Regions from separate parts of the Homo sapiens genome. Here all the other regions are linked to region 1. Evidence: chromatin contacts called from ENCODE Hi-C or POLR2A ChIA-PET data. All regions are on one chromosome and are shown on one strand. Each heading gives the region's core, a stretch centred on a gene start or an enhancer-like site at or near the end of the contact. The rest is flanking DNA. Distances are from core to core; before and after follow the strand shown.

Region 1 (4,213 bases), core at 1,012-3,511:
GCCGGGGGCGGTGGCTCATGCCTGTAATCCCAGCACTGTGGGAGGCGGAGGCAGGTGGATTACCTGAGGTCAGGAGTTCGAGACCAGCCTGGCCAACATGGCGAAACCCGTCTCTACTAAAAATACAAAAATTAGCTGGGTGTGATGGAGCACACCTGTAATCCCAGCTACTCGGGACGCTGAGGTAGGAGAATTGCTTGAACCTGGGAGGTGGAGGTTGCAGTGAGCCGAGATTGTGCTACTGCACTCCAGCCTGGGCAACAGAGACTCCATCTCAAACCTCAAAAAAAAAAAAAAAAAGGATATATTTGGCTGCATTCTCCCCTATGTTCCCACAGACCCGTCAGAGAGGGCTGGAGGGGACAGTGGTCTGGGTAGTAGTCCTGTGGCTCTATGACCAAGTACCCACATCAGGGAGTACCCCTCTGTCACCAAGCAGACAGACAGCTGCTACCAATACCACTGCCTCTGCTTTCAATTCAAACTAAGGTTATTTTTTAAAGCACCCATGGCCTAGAGTTCAGTGCTCTGGGATCTCTCTCACTCACTCACTCACACACAACACACCCCAGACTGGAGACCAGCAGGTACACTTGCAGGCTTTGCCACCTCCATTGTGTTACACGTGGACCAATAGCAGGGAGCTGAGGAAGGCAAAACAGAATGGGACAGGAAAAGAAACAGGATTTCAGAGGCTAGCTCAGTTCTGTAATTCATCCACTCAACCAATGTATACTAGGGATACGGCAGTAAACACAAGAAAAAGAAACAAGATAACACATGTAACGTTCTCAAACTTGAAGAGGCAACAGAATCAACTGGGGGCTTAACACAGACTGCGGAACCTACCCCCAAATTTTCATGTAAAGCCCTTATTATATGGTAAGTGCATAATAAAAATGGCATTATTGCTATAATGAAACGGTTCCCGAACTGGGAAAGCACTATTACAAATGTGGGAATTGTTTTATGTCAATAATTTGGCGCTTATGTAACACTAATTAAAAGTATCATAAAACACGAAATAACATATAAAATAACAAATTACCTTCATTAAACAGAGTGTTAGCCTCTTCAAGGACCTCTGTTAATTTGTCACCGGCATTCAGTATGTCCTCACGGTTTTCTATTTTTAAAAATACAAACTTTGGGAAATTTGTTCAGCATTCACTAATAAGCAGTTGACAAGGTTATCACCTGCAACAGTAAAGCCAAGCCCCGGCCCCTGCGCTCTGAGTAATTACTTCGAACATCTTTATCTTTTTAACCAAAATGACCCGGAAAAGGAGAAAGGCCACCCTACCCTTTATGCAGCATGAATTTTAAAAGGAAACCCTAGCTCCCTCTAACCTTAACCCAAAGGGCTGGACTCCGGCTGCAGCCTCTGAGTGCTCCATAACTGAGTGGTTCTCAAACTTTGCAAGCAATACACACCATCACCTGGAGGGCCACTCCACAGTTGCGCGGACCCACCCAGAGATTCGAATTCCGCGGGTCCGGGTGGGGTCCGAGAACGTGCATTTGACAGCTCTCGCGTGCCGCTGCAGCTGCAGCTGCCGCTGCGAGGCCGGGAGCCCACGCCGAGGACTGCCGGGCGCAATCAAAGCACGCGGAGTCCGCGTCCTGCCTCTCCCCACTGGCTGGCTGGGCTCGGGCGAGTCCGCGAACGGCTCTGGCCTCCAGCTTTTCCAGCCCGCCACTCGGGGACCCGCGCCAAGGTCGTACGGCTCCAGCCACAAAGTGGGAGCACTTTGTCAACAATTTAAGGTGCGGCGAGGGGCTGGCACCCGGCGCGTCTCTACTAACGCCGCGCCGGGCCTCCGCCCGGCACCTGCCTCCGGTGCCCTCCCCCCGCGCCCGGCGCAGGGCGGGGACAGCGGCCCGTCCGGGCCCGCGCCGCCCGGAGGCGCCGCCTTACGTTGGACGGAGTTGATGAGCGCCCGGTACTGATGGCGGATCTGGCGGCACAGGCCTTGGTCGGCCTCCGCCTCCAAGCTGGCCGGGTCCATCATCTCGTCCCCGGAATCCGACGGCTCTGTGTCCTCCAGGCTCGGGCGCTCTGGGGCCTCTCTGCGCTCCCGCGCAGAGCCGCGGCGGGACCTGGGCGACAAAGGGGACCGCGAGCGGGAGCGGGAGCGGGTGCGATCCCGATGCGGGTCGCGGCCCCGGCCCCGGCCCTCTGGCCCGCGGCCGCTGCTGTCCCCAGACATAGCGCCAATTCACCGTGCAACTTCGGAACGGCGGAAGTTCGCGCCAGAAACTGAAACCCCTGCTCTGCGCCAGCGCCTGCTCCCGGCGGAACGCGGCTCCCGGGCCCGCGCGAGCGCACAGCGACGCCTGTGGCTGGAGGCCGGCGACGGGCCCGGCCGGGTCTCCAAGGCGCCTGGGGGGACCGCTGGGTGCACAAGAGGGGCCTGGCGGGGATCCTTTGTTCCCTTGACAAGAGGTGTAATGAGCTCTTACTCCACACTGCAGGGCTGTGAGAATCTTGGTTTTCTGCCCCTACTTTCCCACCCTCCTGGACCTGCATCTTCCCTAGGTCCCTTTGCCTGCCCAGGACACAGCCGCAGCCTGGCACCCACATGGGCACGCAGTCCATGTGTGTTGAACGAGCTTCCTGCTGTGGAGCAGGATGAGCGCGGGATGTGGAGTCCAGACGCGGTCTGCTGCTCACCTGCGACCTCAGTTTCCCTGTGCCATCATGGCTGGGGTCGGGGGGGTGGGGAACAGGGGTGGGTGGATGAATCAAATATTTATGTGCAGCTGGCAATACCATTTTTTGTGAGGATAGCAGAACAAATTAACAGGTAAACATCCTTCTAAATATCTACAACAGAATGTCACCAGAGCACCAGGGTTTTGTTCTAGGACCCGCTGCCCCCTCACAGAAATCACTGAGAAAACCATTATTACCAAGGAAGAAGGCTTTAGTAGGGTGCTGCACTCAGGGAGTTGGAAGCTCAGTCTCAAATCCATTGCCCTGACCAACTAAAATTAAGGGTTTATACAGTTGCAGGGAAGCAATGTAACAATGTATGGGAAAAGAGGAACTCGGGAGGGGGAAGGAAGCTATGGGGATGCATGAGGGGCTTGGCATCTCATTGTCTGGAATGCGGTGATATGGCGAGTTTCAGTTTTTTGATACTTTTTGAGAGGCTCTGGAGGTCCTTTCCTGAGGAAGGAACTCAGATAAAACAAAGGTAAGTTTCAACCTTAAGACTAGAAATGATAATTTCTAAGTTTATTAAAAAAATAGTAAACAGTCTATGGGATTGTTGGGTTGATTTTAATGACAGTCTATGTTCACATTTGATTTTTTTTTTTTTTTTAAGACCTTGCTCTGCCGAGGCTGGAGTACAGTGGCACTATCTTGGCTCACTGCAACCCCATCTCCTGACCTCAAGTGATCCGCCCACCTCGGCCTCCCTAAGTACTGGGATTACAAGCATGGGCCACCAGGCACAGCCTGATTCTGATTCTCAAACTAGAAGATTCTAAGAATACCTCCTGAAGGGCCCAAGAAAGATGGAATTATGTTAAGTATACTTTGAAAGATAAATGTATGAATTTCACTCCGTGCATTTTGGATTGTATTCGAGTATTGTTTCCCAAAAGTTGTCTTTGGTGCTAAGAACACATTTTCTCAAAAGACCAATATTATAAGTTGGGTTATTACACAACCTACAAATATTCCATTTTGTGCATCATGTCTACTAAACTTAAGTTAGGCACTGTTCATTGCTGTCCAACAGCTACTACCTCACCCATCCCTGCTTATCTGTATTTCCTGAAGGGGACGTGTGTGCCTACTTCCTTAGATGAAACGTGATCACTCTAACCAGGTCACGGTAATGTCATTCCCCTTCCCCAGTGACTGGTCAAGGGTCATGTGATGCAACCTGGGTCCGTGAGATGTGAAAGGGTTTCCCAACTGGATGGAATACAAACCTTCCTGAAAAGAAAACCCTTGACCCCCTACCCCCTTTGAGATGGCTGGCATAAGAAATGGGGAACCTGCCAATTAGCGGGCATAATGGTGCGTGTCTGTAATCCCAGCTAATCGGGAGGCTGAGGCAAGAGAACTGCTTGAAGCTGGGAGGTGGAGGTTGCAGTGAGCAGAGATCGCGCCATTGCACTCCAGCCTGGGTGACAAGAATGAAACAACGTCTGAAAGAAAAAATGTGGAGCCTGCCATATTGGCAGCATCTGGTAC
Region 2 (4,213 bases), core at 490-2,989, 1.0 Mb before region 1:
ATACATCTTCATCATCATGAAGGCAAGGTTTGAATTTAGAATTCTGAGGAGTTGACTTTCGAAAAAAGGCAGCACAGAGAGCCAGGCTGCAGCCTACCCCCTTCACGCCTCACCCCACTTGGCTTTTTAGTGCACACACGTGTGTGTGTGTGTACAGGTGTGTATACCCACTAGCCCCACATATCCACGCCCCCACCCAGTTCCAGCTGAGCCATCACCCACAGAAGAATGATGGACCCAGGGAGAGAGGCCCACACAAACCTGGAGGTTGGCTCAGGGTTCCAGGTATCCGTGACTCTAAAAGGCAGGGTACAGGATCCAGGGGAAGCCCATCCCCAGCCCCAGGGACCCCTTGCCCTAGATAGGGCATAGCCTGATGAGACAGAGCAGGCCCCACCCCTGCCCACCAGGGCTCCTTGCTGGCCAGTGGGAGGTGGAGGCCTTAGAGTTATAAGGAGCTGTCAGGTTGGTCCCACTGAAGCCACACTGGCTTTGGGCCCCTGGGAGCCTGACTGTGAGGCCTTTCTGAAACCTCAGGTAGGCCTGACAGACAGACAGGGCTGCAATCCAGGGCTGAGCGCCTGCCTGGAGATGGGGCTCCAGGAGGGACTGGGAGGGCTGCCTGGAGGCGGGGGCTGTTAAAATGCAGCTCTCTGGGCCCTGCACCAGCCCTTCTGAATCAGTGGAGCTGGACATCTATGTTTTAACAAGACCCTCCTTCCCAAGGATTCTAACACAACACTAAAGTGTGAGAAGCACAGCTTGGAAACATTTTGTTTTATTCATGCAGTCAACAGATATCCACAGAACATCCCCTCCCTTGGCACTCTCAGTTTCCTGTCCCCTGCAGCCAACAGGAAGTCAGCTCTTCCCCACAGATTCTCTCCCTCCTCAAGTTTCAATTCAATTTCACCTCCTCAGGGGCACCTTTTCCAAAATGGCTGCCATCTCCCGGCCCTCAACACCACATCCCCTCTCCTAGCTCCTTCTTGGCCTTTACCACTGGTGCAGATGAGCTTCTTGGAGTATTTATTTTACTCATTGCCATGCCTCCCCCTCTAGAATATAACCCCTTCCCCAGGGCCAGGGCCTGATACATGGGAATCATTCCTTTACTGCAGTGTTGCTGGGATATAATATGCCCATAAACCTACTGAGTATTTGATGAATGATGAATAAGGCCGCTACCACTCAGCAATTCATTCATTGCCTCTTCCCACAATGGGACAATGGGGCAGGTGCCTTTTGGATAAAGAGGGAAGGTGTAGGTGGCGGAAGCCTCCGAGCTCTGAAGACCCTGCATGGCTGTCTGCCCGCCCCTCCATGAAAGGGGCAGCTCTCCCAGGAAAGAGAGGAAGAGAGGCCAAGAGAGCTCACAAATGGGTGTCTTCTCTTGTGAGGAAGGATTCGGGGCTCAACACGCTTCCTGGGGCTGGGTCTGTACAGGTAGAAGGAAGAGGCCCAGTTGGCTCCAAGCCTGGGCCAGCCCCAGCCCTGCAGCCTGGCGGTGTGCAGGCACCCTCACTTCAGAACATGCTTGTATGCACTTGCTCTTCTGGCACGCCATGAACTGTTTCTTGGCTGCCTTGTTAGGAGATTAAGCTTTCTCTAAAAAGATGAAAAAAAAAATCTCTAGCAAAGGCCTGACTAGAGCTGACCCCCGAGGAGGCGGTGGCAATAACTGATGGGCACTACATTTGTCTAATTAATCTTCTTGTCAACAAAGTTGTTCTTTGCCGGTGCCAGCTCTGACATCATCCTGCAAGCTTGCCACACTGGTTCATATGCAGTTACAAAGGCTGCCTGTGACCCAGCACTACACTCCCTAACCACCCCCAACACGCTGCTGCCTGGAAATGGGTGGATGAGAACAGAGATGTCACACAGCTGCTGGCTTAGAAGGGGCACCGGGGAATCACAGCTTGAATGAAAGTTGGATAAAGATCTGGAAGGTTCAGGGGATCCCCAGGCTGGAAGGAGCCTGGTTTCTAAATAGGACACCGATGCCGACCATCTTTTTCAAGTTAAACTTTGGAAAGTTCCATTTGCCATGCAAACTACCCTTGCCCTGGATGGGTTGCCCCAAGAGTGACCCAGGAAAGTTTAGGTGGTAAAGTTGCAAAATCAAGTGGCTTCAGGGCCCAGGCAGAGATTTCACTTTCAGTGCCCTGGGATGAAATCTCTGGATGTCCACGAGGCTGACCTGGACTTCCCGGATTGGGAGGCCTTGTGGTCAAAAGCCGAGTCCAGTCCTGAACACCAGATCTAAATGTTCAAGAAGACTGTGCAGATTTACAGGCTAAATCAGAGTCCCTGGTAGCTGTTTCCGACCTCTGTATGGGGCTTTTAGAGTGAACTGTGGTCTCATCCAGGCGTTTCCCGACCATTGCATCCCACACAGGGCCTCCCTTCTGATTTTATCGTTAGTCTCTCTCCCTGTTGATTTCCTCCAAGTGCTCATCACTGTCCACACTCACCCTGTTTATTTCTGCTCACCGATCTGGCTTTTTAATCGAGGAGTCTGTGAATAAAATCTGGAGGAGGGGGGTCTATGAACTTGGACAGGAAAATATTTATATCATTATTTTCACTGTCTGAGATTTAACAATTTACTCAATTATGAAAATCGGCAACAAGCCACAGTGTATTAGCAGTGTCTGTGACTTTGTCTCCAACAGAAATCACAGCTGTTTTTCTATCACGTCGTAGTTGATGCAGTTATCTCAAAATATCAGCTGGGCTAATCACTATTTTGAAATGACTGTAGTTAATAGATTGGTCTGTAGATCCTGTTACATCCTCTATCAACGAAGAACATATACGAGTATAGCACCACTTAAAAATATTTTGATAACTGCATGACAGTATAATCGGTTTGTTTCATAATCCTGTGTATCTTAATTTATGCTTTTTTCAAATATTCTGGCCTCATGAGACTGGCAAGAAAGACTGTAAGCCATCTTTTCTGTTACTTTTTCTTTCTTTCTTTCTTTCTTTTTTTTTTCTATTTTTGAGACGGAGACTCTCACTCTGTCACCCAGGCTGGAGTGCAGTGGTGATCTCGGCTCACTGCAACCTCCGCCTCCCGGGTTCAAGCGATTCTCCTGCTTCAGCCTCCCGAGTTCTCTTTTCTATCCTTAGCCCCGACCTTGGGTTCTGGCACACAGTAAGTGCTCAAGACAATATTATTGACTGAATTAATGAAGGAACCACTGAACAAATGAATTAAATAAGTGAACTGAACAAATGAACATGAGCCTTAACGTGGCCGTGGGTCCACGTCCATGGACCCACGTATTCTGGAAGGTGCAGAAGTTTCCACGACCCTTTGCCACCTGAGCTTCTGTCTGTGCGACATCCACACTACCCACCAGGAGAGACGGGGGTCTTGCTACCTCCACTAAGAACAGTAGGAACAGCTCAGAGCTGACCACGGCGTCCCCACTAAACAAGACTCCACCGGCCCATTGCCTTTTTTGCTCCAGCCACACGGGCCTCCGGAGACCAGAGCTGGAGATAAGGGGATGATCCTTTTTTTTTTTTTATATTATACTTGAAGTTTTAGGGTACATGTGCACAACGTGCAGGTTTGTTACATATGTATACATGTGCCATGTTGGTGTGCTGCACCCATTAACTCATCATTTAGCATTAGGTATATCTCCTAATGCTATCCCTCCCCCCTCCCCCCACCCCACAACAGTCCCCAGTGTGTAATGTTCCCCTTCCTGTGTCCGTGTGTTCTCATTGTTCAATTCCCACCTATGAGTGAGAACATGCGGTGTTTGGTTTTTTCGTCCTTGTGATATTTTGCTGAGAATGATGGTTTCCAGTTTCATCCATGTCCCTACAAAGGACATGAACTCATCATTTTTTATGACTGCATAGTATTCCATGGTGTATATGTGCCACATTTTCTTAATCCAGCCTATCGTTGTTGGACATTTAGGTTGGTTCCAAGTCTTTGCTATTGTGAATAGTGCCGCTATAAATATACGTGTGCATGTGTCTTTATAGCTGCATGATTTATAATCCTTTGGGTATATACCCAGTAATGGGATGGCTGGGTCAAATGGTATTTCTAGTTCTAGATCCCTGAGGAATCGCCACACTGACTTCCACAATGGTTGAACTAGTTTACAGTCCCACCAACAGTGTAAAAGTGTTCCTATTTTTCCACATCCTCTCCAGCACCTGTTGTTTCCTGACTTTT
Region 3 (4,213 bases), core at 1,127-3,626, 1.0 Mb after region 1:
GTAGGTGAGTGGAAAACTAAACTGTGGTACCTCTAGACATTGGAATATTATTCATGGCTAAAAAGAAATGCACTGTCAAGCCATAAAAAGACATAGAGGAGCCTTAAATGCATATTACTAAGTAAAAGAAGCAAATTAAAATTGTGTGATTACAATTATATAATTGTATGTTATTCCGGACAAGGCAAAACTACAGAGACACACACACAAAAATCAATGGTGTCAGGGGTTAGAGGAGAGGGAGGATAAACAGATGGAGCACAGAGGATGTTTGTGCTCTGTGCTCTGAGGATGTTTGGGCTGTGAAACTATTCTGTACTGATGGATATGTGTCATTATACATAGCCAAAACCTACAGAATGTACACCAAGAGTAAACCCCAATACCAATAGTAAACTATTTTACACCAATAGTAAACTATGGCCTTTAGGTGATAATGATGTGTCAATGTAGGTTCATTGATTATTGATTGTAACAAATGTATCACTCTGGTGAAGGATGTTGATAGTGGGGGAGGTTATGAATGAGGAGGGGAAGGAGTATATGAGAACTCTACTTTCTGCTCAGTTTAGCTGTGAACCTAAAACTGCTTTAAAAAATAAAGCCTATTTAAAAAAAATACATAACCAAAACAAAAATAACTATGATAAAAAGAAAAAAAAAACCGGTTGCCTGCAGGGGTTAAATGGGTGTGGATGTGGAGGATGGGAGATAAAAGACAGTGGAGCCAGGCTCAATGGCACATGCCTATAGTCCCAGCTACTCAGGAGGCTGAGATAGGAGGATTGCTTGAGCCTAGAAATTCGAGGTTACAATGAGCTATGGTTCCACTCCAGCTTGGGTGACAAAGCAAAACCCTGTCTCTTAAAAAAGTGGGGGAGGGGCAAATTAAGGAGAGGGACCTTATACTGGACCAATAATGATAAAATGTCATGAAATAAAGAGTTTAACTCATTGCTCTTCACTTTCAGTCCAAAGGAAAATGAGATTATTTGTAAGTGCTTCATACAAATTATATCAGCTTTAGCAGGTTACTCGTCATATTTTGACACAGTATACACTGATTTTGTCCTTACGTCTTCACATTTTGAACATACCCTTTACAGGTAAGAAGGAATTATCCCCTAAAATATAAGGATAAAAGAATCTGGAATCTAGGCCCGACGCGGTGGCTCACGCCTGTAATACCAGCACTTTGGGAAGCCGAGGCGGGTGGATCATTTGCGGTCAGTTCAAGACCAGCCTGTCCAACATGAGGAAACCCCGTTCTTACTGAAAATACAAAAATTAATTGGGCAGTAGTGGTGTTCGCCTGTAATCCCAGCTACTCGGGAGGCTGAGGCAGGAGAATCCCTCGAGCCTGAGAGGCGGAGGTTGCGGTGAGCCGAGATCGGACCACTGCACTCCAGTCCGGGCGAGAGAGTGAGACGCTGTCTCAAAAAACAAAAAACTGTAATCTGAATTCAATTTTTCTACAACACACCCCCAGACAAAAAAAACTTGGCCAGCCGCGGTGGCTTGCGCCTGTAATCTTTGGGAGGCCGAGGCGGGCGGATCACAAGGTCAGGAAATCGAGACCATCCTGGCTAACATGGTGAAACCCCGTCTCCACTAAAAATACAAAAAGTTAGCTGGGCCTGGTGGCAAGCGCCTGTATTCCCAGCTACTCGGAGGCTGAGGCAGGAGAATGGCGTGAACCCAGGAGGCGGAGGTTGCAGAGGTTGCAGTGAGCCGAGATTGCGCCACTGCACTCCAGCCTGGGCGACAGAGCGAGACTCCGTCTTAAAAACAAACAAAAAACAAAAACTTGTTTTGTACCTCTCCATAGCTTAGTATTACTTTTTAACACAAACACCTATTGTTCTCTGTCTGCATGCACTGGAATTGAGGTCTGTGGATGTGCCTTTCCTGACAATATTTCTTCACGCTTGCTGCCCACTGGTGCTGTGAGGGCACAATAACGAATGTTTACTTTGCCCTTGCACTCTTCACATCTGGGAACCGCAAAGGAGCGCGGTGGTCGGACTGTCAGCCTCGCCTTCTATTCTTTGATTTCCAGTAACTTATTTTCGAAAGATTGCTGGAGGGAAAGGCTCAACGTCTCTTTTGGGATTTTCCTAAGCAGAAAGACCTCATCCTAACAAAACTGAGGCGCCAATCCTACTGGCTGGCAACTTTCGGCAGGGAGGGTGATTCTATTTGAAGATCAATCCTAACTCTGGGACCCCTTGGGAATGTCCAGGAGCTAGGAACGCAGCGCCGCGGTCTCTCCAGCCTCTGGTCCCTGGGAGCAAGCAGGGCACCGGTGGAGCAGGTGCCTCTGGGGCCGCACGGAAACCCAGCTAGGCCAGTTCCTCCACTGCGCCGGTAGGCGGCGGAGACGCTGCGCGTGCGCGCAGGGCAGACGGTAGAGCGGAGACGACGCTCCCAGACTCCTCCGGTCTCCCCGGGCAGCATGAAGACCGCCGAGAACATCAGAGGAACCGGCAGCGACGGGCCGCGGAAACGAGGCCTCTGCGTCCTCTGTGGCCTCCCCGCGGCAGGAAAATCGACTTTCGCGCGCGCCCTCGCCCACCGGCTGCAGCAGGAGCAGGGTTGGGCCATCGGTGTTGTCGCGTATGATGACGTCATGCCCGACGCGTTTCTCGCCGGGGCAAGAGCGCGACCGGCGGTCAGCACGGAGGGGCGGGGCCTGGGCCGCGGGGCGGGGCGGGGCGGGGCGGGGCGGGGCGGGGACACTCGCGTCCACGCGGTCCTGGGTGATTTGCCATGAGCGCCCATTGCTTGGTGTGGGAGGTGAAGTTCGAGAAAAGTGGAGCTGGGTTAACATAGTTACTGCAGAGGGTGAATGCGTTGGCTGTAGAAAGTGGTTACAAAGCCAACTGTTAGAACGATGCATTTTAGATGCTTATCTGTATATTTGATGCATGTATATGTTGTATATTCTATACAGTTGAGTCTTCAGACAGGGTCAGGTTCTCAAGTCAGCGTGCAAGGTGGAAAGCCCCTATAGTCAAATGCACTGTCGAAAATCCCTTAGGAAGTTTCTCCTTAGGAGAGGGAAAGAAGTTCTAAAACTTGAACGTCTAGCTACGGGTGGATTCAGGTTTTGTAATTTGAGGAATCCTCTTTAAGAAAAGGAATAAAAACTATAAGTAACAAAATTTCTGGGGTCCCTCAGAACGATAGAAAGAGGCTGTACAAATGCATTATCAGACCTATGAAGCTTAATCTTTGTTCATCTCAAAGTAAATCTGCCTCTGCCAGCTTTGGGAAGGATGGCTGTTTCTTAGTTGACCACCAGAGGAAGTAATGGGTTTGTATTTACGGAAAAACTTGTATGTTCCAAATACATCTCTTTAAGCCCTCCTCATCTCACACTCAGCACAGTGAGATACATCCTCTTGGAGAAGCATGTGGAAACTGAGACCACTGGGGGAAGAGTAGATTACATTCGTGTTTCTCATGCTCACTCTTGAGTAAATACTCTTTGAAATATTCTGAAATGTTAACATTATTATTTTTGTTGTTTAATGCCTAATGTAGATGAATTTACAGAAATCAAATGCAAATGTTATGTGACTCTACTTTCTAAGTATATATACAAAAATACAGTACATTTGGTGCATGGGCTCTCCAGCAAGGTGTATCTACTTTCTCATTCTTGGTTAATTGTGAAGTAAGTGCAGTGTCAGGATAGCGCAGGATTGACCTGGATGATAGTATTTTCAACACTTCGGAGAAAGCTGAAAGTTGTCGATAGGGATTGTTGTATTTGCTGGCTTTCCCTTCACTTGTATTATGTTGTTTTTTCCACGCTTTTCCTATGGACAAAGACTGTGGGACTCATCTGCTCACTTAGGAAGTGATATGTGTTTCCAATTTAGTGGGTTTAGCTGATGTGTTTGTTGTATGTAGTGTAATCTCAGTGGTGGTAAGGCATGGGCAGGCAAGTGAGAGTTCTCACTCCCCTGTCCTCGTGTTTTCCCTCCAGCTTAGATTTCTTAACTATGTCAGGATTCTCCACAGCCCTTGACCAGCACAAGATTACTTGTATTCTCAAGCTGTTTATTCCCCTCAGTTTGTTTCCTCCATCTTTCCCCATCCCATATCAACTCATTTGTTAGCCTGAGGTCTTTTCTTCTTGACCCAGAGACTTTTCACCTGATCTTTTTGCTGTCTACTACCTTTCCCATTTCAGGGGAAAACCTGC

What was found. Hi-C counts contacts between places; a loop is a spot of excess contacts on that map. ChIA-PET counts read pairs that join two places held with the same protein, here RNA polymerase II (POLR2A). Pooled maps may share reads with other maps.
Region 2: a loop to region 1 is called in a pooled map, with 5 times the contacts of the local background. The contact joins the enhancer-like site here to the promoter of NSMCE4A in region 1. A Hi-C loop is called at or near these places in 8 of 50 pooled maps.
Region 3: a loop to region 1 is called in a map of naive thymus-derived CD4-positive, alpha-beta T cell, with 6 times the contacts of the local background. The contact joins the promoter of PSTK here to the promoter of NSMCE4A in region 1. A Hi-C loop is called at or near these places in 1 of 168 maps with a recorded cell type or tissue (naive thymus-derived CD4-positive, alpha-beta T cell) and 2 of 50 pooled maps. POLR2A ChIA-PET finds 5 or more read pairs at or near these places in 2 of 52 experiments (OCI-LY7 and activated naive CD4-positive, alpha-beta T cell).

The regions. Positions count from the first base shown.
Region 1 is chr10:121,972,956-121,977,168 of GRCh38, forward strand. NSMCE4A (NSE4A component of SMC5/6 complex) reads right to left here and starts at 2,262. Exons shown (of 11, transcript NM_017615.3): 1 at 1,919-2,262; 2 at 1,049-1,126. The coding sequence starts at 2,210. It overlaps LOC124902517 (a long non-coding RNA gene), which reads left to right and starts at 1,912. Exons shown (of 2, transcript XR_007062322.1): 1 at 1,912-3,200; 2 at 3,333-4,213. RefSeq lists a silencer at 1,664-2,463 and an enhancer at 1,901-2,696.
Region 2 is chr10:120,944,441-120,948,653 of GRCh38, forward strand. The region is part of intron 2 of LOC105378519 (a long non-coding RNA gene); the gene reads right to left. Among named protein-coding and RNA genes, the nearest start is that of WDR11, 95 kb to the left of the region's middle. Within about 2 kb of position 1,740, at least 8 of the 41 ENCODE cell types and tissues checked have a DNase peak (open chromatin) inside an H3K27ac peak, as active enhancers do.
Region 3 is chr10:122,978,025-122,982,237 of GRCh38, forward strand. PSTK (phosphoseryl-tRNA kinase) reads left to right here and starts at 2,377. Exons shown (of 6, transcript NM_001363531.2): 1 at 2,377-2,671. The coding sequence starts at 2,456. RefSeq lists an enhancer at 2,389-2,708.